Linked DNA regions of Mus musculus: region 2 is linked to region 1. The links are chromatin contacts, found by Hi-C or POLR2A ChIA-PET in ENCODE. All regions are on one chromosome and are shown on one strand. Each heading gives the region's core, a stretch centred on a gene start or an enhancer-like site at or near the end of the contact. The rest is flanking DNA. Distances are from core to core; before and after follow the strand shown.

Region 1 (4,387 bases), core at 1,077-3,576:
TTCTTTCTTTTTTTTTTTTAAAGGAAGAAAGCAAGAGACTCGAATCTTGTCTCCGAAGGACTTTACCCGGCTCCCTTATTGTCCTTTCTATAAATAAGGCTTCCCTACCCCCCTTCTCTGTGTTTATTCCTTATAGATAAAGTGAGGGTAGGGTAGATAGATTTTTTCTGGGCTCAAGCCCGGGGACCCTCCCATACCCCGCACCCCCTTCGGTGCTCGCTGTTCCCCCCACCCCCCCATGTTCGAACTCCTGCTTGGGGGGCACTAGAGCGCAGGGGGGCCTCCGTTGGGCCGGCCAGGGGGGCCTCCGGCTGCGCCCGCGGTGCCACCCGAGCGGATCTTGGTGTTGGGCAACTTGTGGTCTTTTTTCCACTTCATGCGCCGATTCTGGAACCAGATCTTGATCTGGCGCTCGGACAGGCAGAGCGCGTGGGCGATCTCCACCCTCCGGCGGCGCGTCAGGTAGCGATTGTAGTGAAACTCCTTCTCCAACTCCAGGACCTGCTGGCGAGTGTAGGCGGTCCGAGAGCGCTTGGGCTCCCCGCCGGCGTAATTGGGGTTTACTGGACACACACAGAGAGAGAGGGAGAAAGAGAAAGTTTTATTGCCCCCGAAAGGGAGGAGGGAAACCCTTTCTTCCTTCCAGCTAACACCGAGCCTCCTGCTCCCACTACCTCATCTTGGAGGGAGGGGGTCGAAAAAGGAAGACCCGTGAAAGAAAAAAAAAAAAAAAACTCAAACTTTTGGAGGGCTGTACTGTTGTCCTTGTTGCCTGGGGGAGGGGCACTGTGAGGAATCTTGGAAAGATTTTCATCTCACTCTTTGGCTTGAGGACCCCAATGGCGTGGGGTAGTGGGAGGGGGTGTTGCCCTAGACCTTTCCCCGGCTTAGTTCCCACCCTCACTGCTCAGATTCCAAGCAGCGCCTTCCCCTTAGTAAAAACTTTTGCCTACTTCTCCAGCCAAGGTACCAGATTGGAAGAAAGGGGAAAAAAAAAAAAAAAAGAAATCCAGGAAGTTGATTCAACTCTGTGCTTAAATAGGGATTACCTCCTCCTCTTCCTTCTCCTCCCCTCCTCCCACACCCCTCCCCAACTTCCAACTTTACTGGGACTGCGAATCCCTGGCGAAAAAGTCGCTGGGAGAATGAAGAAGAGGATGACTTCAAAGGCGCAGGGCCCACTAGGCCATAAAAATTTATGGGCGATGTAATTATGTGGCTCTGAAAACAGGAGACCGTAAATCTCTGGCAATGGCGAGTTTATAGCGGGGACAATTGGCTTCCCCTCGCTCCCTCCCCCACATGCCTCGGAGGTCCCTTCACTGTAAAGCGCCGGGGGTGGGAGGGGAAGGGGTGCCCACGCACTCACCCGTGCTCACGTGAACTTTGCGCATCCAGGGGTAGACGACGGGCTCTTTGCACGCGGAGTGGGACGGGCTGGGATGCAGGGGGTTCTGGGCGCAGGGAGGCGGCGGGGGGCTGCTGCTGACCGCCTCGCTGCGCTGCCCGGGCTCCGGGAGGAGGGCCCCGGCTGTTGGCTGCACTGGAGCCCGAGGGGACAGCCCGGGCGGTGGCGGGGGCGGCGGGGGCGGCGGAGGTGGCGGGGGCCCGGGGTCTCGGCAGGCCGCGTAGCGCTGCACAGTGCACGGCGCCCGGCGCCCAAAGGCCGCCTCCGGCTGGAAGCCGCTCTCTCGCCTCTGGCCGCCGGCGTAGTACCCGGGCGAGTGGTCGCTGGGTAGGTAATCGCTCTGTGAATACTCCTCGCACGGAGGGAACTTGGGGTCGACATAGTTTGAGTTGATCAAAAAGGAACTCATAGCCATTAATTTCTGGGAATTGCCCACAAAATATACTAAAATTTATTCCGACCCCTGACTCGTTTTCCTGTTTCCGAAAGCCCTCCTACTTACTGTCAAGTGAACAAAGTTAGAGGCCCACGTGATCCTCCGAGCCAATGGCCACCCGGCCTGCGATTCCCGGATAAGGAAATCTGCTCACCCGGACCCTACTCCAGCCAAAGAGGTTTATTTCCCCTTCTCTACCCCTCCCCACCCACCCAACACCAGGATTTACATAGGGCTCCCGCGGGGAGACCCCCTCCTCGCCTGGCTTTCTCCACAACAGAGAGGGGTGATGAACTAAGAAAGAGTGAGCAGGTTAATTGGAGGGCCTGTTTGGGGGTGAGGGGGCTGGGCAGAGCACAAACCCTGCATCCCTCAGAAGTTGGGGCTGCGGGTGTAGCCCCCACCCCTGCCCTACCTAATCTCCACCAACCTTTCTCTGACTCCCATAGGGCCCCATCTCCTCCCCAGGATAAGAGGGAGCTCACGCACTAGGTGTCTGTGTGGGGTTTTAAGTGGTTGGCCGACCAGGGAGCGCCTTCTTGAAATGGGTACCCACTAGGTCATAGGGGCGCTGAGCTTGGGGCTTCTCAGTGCAGCCAGATGGGGAGGGGTAGGAGGTGAGTGAGGAGGCGTCGGGAGCTAGAAGGCGGGTGCGCAGAGGGACTTGTCAGAGATGAATGGAACCGCGAGCAGATCGATAGGAAATTCACGCACTAATTCGGGGAGACTTCGCCTTCCAAATCGCATTTAGCTGCACTATGAGCATCGGCTGTGTCCGTCAGTCTGTCCTCCTCAACACTCCCTCCCTTTAACCCACAAGGCCCAAGGTCAGAGGAACGGCTGGACTCCCTCCACTAAAGACAGAAGATACAATGAAACCAAACCAAACCCGCAAGTTCCTAAAACCAATTGAATAGTAATTTGCTAATTCCAGATTCGTCGAAGCAATGCTAACCAAGAGTTCTAATTGCCGCTAAAGCCGCCGCCTCTGTCAGTGTGGCAGAAAGAAATTTCACAACCTTGAATACTAAGTAAAGGAGCCCTAGCTGTGACGCCCCCACCAACATCACACGCACAAGAACACCCATGGCAACCTTATGTTTTCAGGGCATCTTGTCTTGAATTCAACGAAACAGCAATCTTCGCATCCTTTTAAAAAGCAAATTTCCTTTGCCTTTGCACACTGCAGCCTTCAGCAATCTTTTTTTCCTCCTCATGATTTCCAATAAAGCCCCCTGGACCCAGAATAAGAATAGGTAGGTTGGGGCTTAAAGATAAATTTTAAAACACCAGTAACATTAATCTCTTGAGTGAACAAGGACCCAAGCTTCCAGGGGTGTGCATGGGGACACCTCAGGTAGATGAGATTTCTCCCTCATTGGTTGAGGGAGGAAAAGAAAAGGAGTCTTCTTGAAGGCAGTCACTGGATTGTCCTCATTTAGAAAATAATCTATTTTTCTTCTGGGAAAGAATATGAGCGGAGTGTTTATGTCAACTACATATTCCCCTAGATACGAATTTGTGACCACAAAATTCCTTACACAAATTCGGATCTACAGGGTATATACAGAAGACAGACAGGTCTTCTTGGCCCAGGAAATTTCCAGTTCTCTTACTTTCCGTGCGTTCTTCTTTTGGGTGTGATCTGAATGTTTTCATTTTTATTTCGTTTTGTTTTAATTTTGAGATCTGGGAGCAGAAAAGTCACTGTGGGTCCGTTCTTGGGATTACAAGGGGTTTCAACTTTCTATTCAAAAAATAAAATAAGATTTTTTAAAAAGGCAGCTGTTGTGCAAAGGGACTCGAACCTCGTGGCTGCCGCGCGACTTTCGGTGGCGCATGAATTATTAGATGTAAACATTAGCTAAGCACAAAAGAAGGAAGGGTCATCCCGAGGCTGCCTCGAAGTCAGAATCAGGCCTTTCTGGGTGCCCTCGGCCCCTCCCCTCCCCCCATGACTTTTTTTTTTTTAAGAAAAAATACAAAACCCCAAATAGGTTCCTCCCTTGCCCCCACAGCCTTTAGTTTGTGATCAAACACATATATAGATATTTTCCAAAGCAAAGGGAGGAGGGAGAGGTGTCTGGGTGTGAAGGGGGTGTAATAAAAGTCCTTTTGGAAAAAGTGAATGCTAAAAAGAGAGAGAAAAACAGCTGTGAGGAAAAATGCTGGGAGACCAAACAGATGGCCCCCCCCCCCATATTTAATGACGGGCAATTCCGTTTACAACCTGAGAAGAAGATCAAAGGCAGTTCATTTCCGAATGAAGGGCAATGAGGAACCATAAAAGTTGCAGCCAGATGATGTGCAGGCCCCTCCCAACCTCACATATCCCCCCCATACCTCCTGGAGGCTGGAATAAGGGGACACCCCCCTAGAGGTGTGAGGAGGACCCCCCCTACCCACACCTTATCCCCAGGCAAGGATCCTCTGTCTAGAGGCTCACTAACTGGGCCCATCCACCTGCTTGGGTTGCTGGCTGTGTGGCCAAAATGGGATTCTGGAGTTTTTGGGTGAACTTCCTGAAGCTCCCACTAACATTT
Region 2 (4,080 bases), core at 1,229-3,728, 450 kb before region 1:
TGGCCTCGAACTCAGAAATCCGCCTGCCTCTGCCTCCCGAGTGCTAGGATTACATGCGCCATCACGCCCAGCTAAATATTTTTTAAAATCACATTTTAATTTGTTTTGATGGAGTGTGTATGTTTGCACATGTGTGGTCATGGCATATATGTAGAGATCAGAGGACAGCTTGTTGGTCACCTCTCCTCTCCTGCCATGGGTCCTGGGATTGAAGTCAGTCATCAGGCTTGGCAGCGGGGGGCCTTCCACCCACTGAGCCACTCTGTCGGCCCCAGCGTGTCTCCGTAGTTCATCCGTTTCTATGGCTGAATACTTCCATGAATGGGCATGGGATCTGTTCATCTATCTATCATGCCCGTCTTTCCTCTCTCTCTCTCCTTCCCAGTTGCTGCTTTCTTCCAAGATCAGGGCGCAGGAGCTCCCCTTCGCCGCCTCTCAGTGAGGAGAAGGAGCAGTTAGAGACGTGGGCTCCAGTGATGGACTCTGAGGGCCCATCCTCAGAAAGCCCCACGCTGCTGCCCAGCTCCTCCTTGCCTGCCTGCTGGGATCCTGCAAGACCGGAGGAGGGACTCTCTGTGTCCCAGCCTGCGAGAAGGGCCGTGGCAGCGGACCAGGCTGGGCCGATGGAGCCCACTCAGCTAGACACAGCGTGGGACAAGTGAGCAGTGGCTGATCTCTCTGTTCTCCTGTGTGGTGGAGAAGATGCAGCCCAAGGTCACATACAGGAGGGATTGGGGACAAGGCAGGTGTAGGGCAGGTCAGGCCGTTGAACATCTTCCACTCAAATCTGCTCAGGTTTGTTATGCAGCGATTGTGGCTGTCCGCTGTATCTCCTCTGTGGGAGTAAACGCCACACTGTGTTTGTGAGTTCAGCACAGGGCCCAGAAGCTGCTGGTTTTAAATATTTACTTTCCCAGGAGGTGGGTTTCTTCAGGTGTTTGTTTAAAGAGGGCTGTCACAGGTGAATGGTTTGGGGAACCCTTCTTGGCAGAGTTTTAGCTGCCTTACTGAACATTGTCCCAACAGAAAGTTCCTATCGTTCTCCTTCCTTCTTGGCAGGCTTCAGGTTTTGCTGCAGCCCCTGGAGCCAACATTTTGGTTGTGGGAGGCTGACCTCTTGCCTGCCTCCTTGTGTGGACAGAGTGGTGAAGACGTATTCCTCACCTCCTTGCCTTTCAGTAAATGGCCACGATGTGACTATTTGTTGAGGTTTCCAGCCTCTTCCAAGACCTTGCCAGGCTGAGTGGGGCCTGAGAGCTTGCAGGCACTTAAAGCTTCCTGGCAAAGGGGCCGGCCACAGGCAGAGGGAAAGGAACAGGTCAGAGGCGTTGCTCTGGCAGAGGCGGCTCGGGCTGCCCATCGTGTTTCTGCGGGGTTGAGGTGGGCTCCCTTCTTTGTAGATGCCTTTCCTCTCGTAATAACAACTCCTTGCCCCCAGGGCTCTGGCTGCCAGGGCCTACTGCTGCTTTCCTGGGAAGCCGCAAGTTCAGTCAGTGGGGCACACAGGCTTTGTTTCAGCCTGGAAGTGAGGGCTCTGGAGATGGAGATAGGAGCCATAAGCTCTCCTTCAGACGGTGAGGCGGCTCCTGCCTCCTGCTACTGAAATCTGCAGACAGCAGGGGCGGCTGCCTGGGGGGCTGGGCAGGCTGGGTGCCGGGCCCACCTTGGTGCTGCCGCGCTGCTCTTAGGTTTGTGTGTGTTTCTCTCCTGGCCATCCACCCCGGCTGTGGGTCCACCCCAGCCGAGGGACTCCTGGCCTGCATTGCGGGATTGTCAGTGGCATTTAGTTGAGAGTTGAGGGGCTTTGGCCTGAAATAAACTGCAAGTATTTAAGACTGTTGTTGCAATTTGTGTCTAACAAGCTGTAGCAGGGTAGGAGGGAGTGAGAGCTGGCAGGAGTTACTTTCATAAATCATGAATTTATCAGCGTGGAAATAACGCCATAGAACTGTGCGCTGGAGCTCTCTTGCATTGTGTGTGAGACTCAAGTTCACCACCGCAGGAGGGACGGTTTTCCAGAGAGCTAGGATGTGGCTCTTCTCACAGAGCTGGGCATGAACCTTGTTAGGTATAATTTACCTGATGCTGCTTCCGTCTTCGAAGCCTGTCTGAGGTGCCAGGTGCTAAAAGAGAAATAAAGTTTGTTAACAGGCAGATGCAAAGCCCTGGCTGCTGTTCATCCCTCCTTCCTGCCCGCCTCCCCTGGGTCTTTCCTTTATATGATGCATCAGAGCGAAGCGAGGAGAGAAAACCTACAGAGGCAAATCCAAAATGTCAGAAGAAGTTCATTTAAAAGGGGGGAAAAACCTCCATACACAACCCTCACAAAACCCGACAGATGCTAGGCTAATGGCATCCACTCTGCCGATTGGTGGGGATGGCTCATGAATATTAATGAGTCCAATGCTCCAAATGGTGCAGCTGTGAACCCAGCTGTGCCTGAAGCTCTCTGATCTCAAAACTTCCAGACAGGAGCCGGAGGTGGTCTGTGTCAATTCCCTACTCAGCCAAAAACCAGCAAGCTGGGTTGGCCTTCTTCTGTTCTCCCCTCTTGCTGGAGTTGGTGCTCGCTCGGCAGCCAGCTCTGCTGGGCTGCTGGGACAGCAGGCACTCTTCAGACATGGCTGTGCTTTCTCAGACTCCCAGCTTTTTTAATGATCCATTAGCAGCAGTGCACACAAGAGCACCTCAGTTAATGTGAGGCCAGGCGCCTTCTCATCTCAGTCTTGTGCTGAGTTAGGTGTTGGCTGCAGAAGATGTCCGAGGGAGAGAGCGTTCCTAATAGCATGGGCCCACGTACCAGAAAAACAGCAAGCATCGTTGAAAATTCCTTTTCATCCAGGCAGTGCTGGAGTCCTTTCGTATTTTTCTCTGCCCAGTGTGTGCCCAAGTCCAGCCACTCCAGCTGGATAGCTTCTGTGTGAGAGATGAGTCACTAGCCGTGGGGAGCGGCCCACTGAGTTGTGTGGAGGAATCAAAGTATTCTTTATTTTGATCTGAGCTCTGAGGCAAGTTTGGGGCCTGCTTTAGTCACAGCTACGTCTGCGACCCAAACCTACTCAGCTCCCTCGTCTGCACTGTGGTCAGTAGTGGACTGGTGAGGACTGAGAGGAACATTATTTCAGATGGCGGGCGGGGGGTGGGGGGGATGAAGGAAGGAAAGTTCTGGTGTCAGAATAGTTTGATAGAAGTTGTTTGATTTGATAAGAGTCAGCAGGGTAGGCGAGCGTCATACTCCATTTCTCCCTGAGGAAGCTGGCTTGAGTAAGGCTTGTAAAAGGCAGTTTTCAAATGGCTTGACCAGGACCTGGAGGGTGTCTGTGTCATTCCTATACCCAGTATGTCTGATCTTTGTAGGAGGTACTTTCTGAGGTCTGTAGTACTAAGGTGTGGTGGTACACACCTATAATTCCAGCACTGGAGCGGTTGAGGCAAGAGGATTGTTGTGAGTTTAAAGCTAGCCTGGGCTACAGAGGGTGTTTCAGGCTAGCCTGGGCTACAGAGGGTCTTCCAGGACATCCTGGGCTATATAGTAAGAAAGTGAACAGCAGTAAACCAACCTCGCACCGTCCCTGGTTTGCTGGCTGCTAAGGCCTTAGGTCCCTACTACTGAGTCCTAGGTGACTCCGGTAGCTTTGCTCAGAGGCTCCATCTCCTACCGGAGGAGATTAAATTAGCTCAGTGTTTGTGAGTTTGTTTGTATACCACAACTCTTGCTTAGAATTCTTAACGACTTAGGGGGACTCCAAACAGGTCACGAAATGCAAGGGTGTGTCAAATACAGAAACGGGATCCGAGGAACCCCTGGCCTGACTCAGCAGCACCGAGGGAATTGGAGCACCTGATCTTTGTGGACGCAAGAGGAACAGTCTGCGGGAAGTCAGAGCCACTTCCTTCTTCCAGTGTGGGCAGAGGGCAGGCAGCCTCTGCCAGAAGGAAGTCATTTCTGTAGAGCCTGGCTCACAGAAATCTTTGGACTGTAGATAAATACCCTGCTTCCTAGTTGCTTTACCACCATACTTCCTGAAAGGTTTGAAAGCACCCCACCCCCACCCCCACCCCCCCAGCAAGCTCTTCTCT

The links. A loop is a pair of places that touch in the nucleus more often than their neighbours do. ChIA-PET counts read pairs that join two places held with the same protein, here RNA polymerase II (POLR2A).
Region 2: a loop to region 1 is called in a map of regulatory T cell, with 2.1 times the contacts of the local background. The contact joins the enhancer-like site here to the promoter of Hoxb4 in region 1. A Hi-C loop is called at or near these places in 1 of 37 maps with a recorded cell type or tissue (regulatory T cell). POLR2A ChIA-PET finds 5 or more read pairs at or near these places in 1 of 5 experiments (Patski).

The regions. Positions count from the first base shown.
Region 1 is chr11:96,316,206-96,320,592 of GRCm38, reverse strand. Hoxb4 (homeobox B4) reads right to left here and starts at 2,326. Exons shown (of 2, transcript NM_010459.7): 1 at 1,370-2,326; 2 at 1-563. The coding sequence starts at 1,823. The coding sequence ends at 265. Mir10a (microRNA 10a) reads right to left here and starts at 3,428; the gene lies at 3,319-3,428. It also overlaps a transcript of Hoxb3 not described here.
Region 2 is chr11:96,765,628-96,769,707 of GRCm38, reverse strand. Snx11 (sorting nexin 11) reads left to right here. Exons shown (of 8, transcript NM_001163389.1): 8 at 386-2,159. The coding sequence ends at 662. Among named protein-coding and RNA genes, the nearest start is that of Snx11, 9.9 kb to the left of the region's middle. Within about 2 kb of position 2,478, at least 2 of the 3 ENCODE cell types and tissues checked have a DNase peak (open chromatin) inside an H3K27ac peak, as active enhancers do.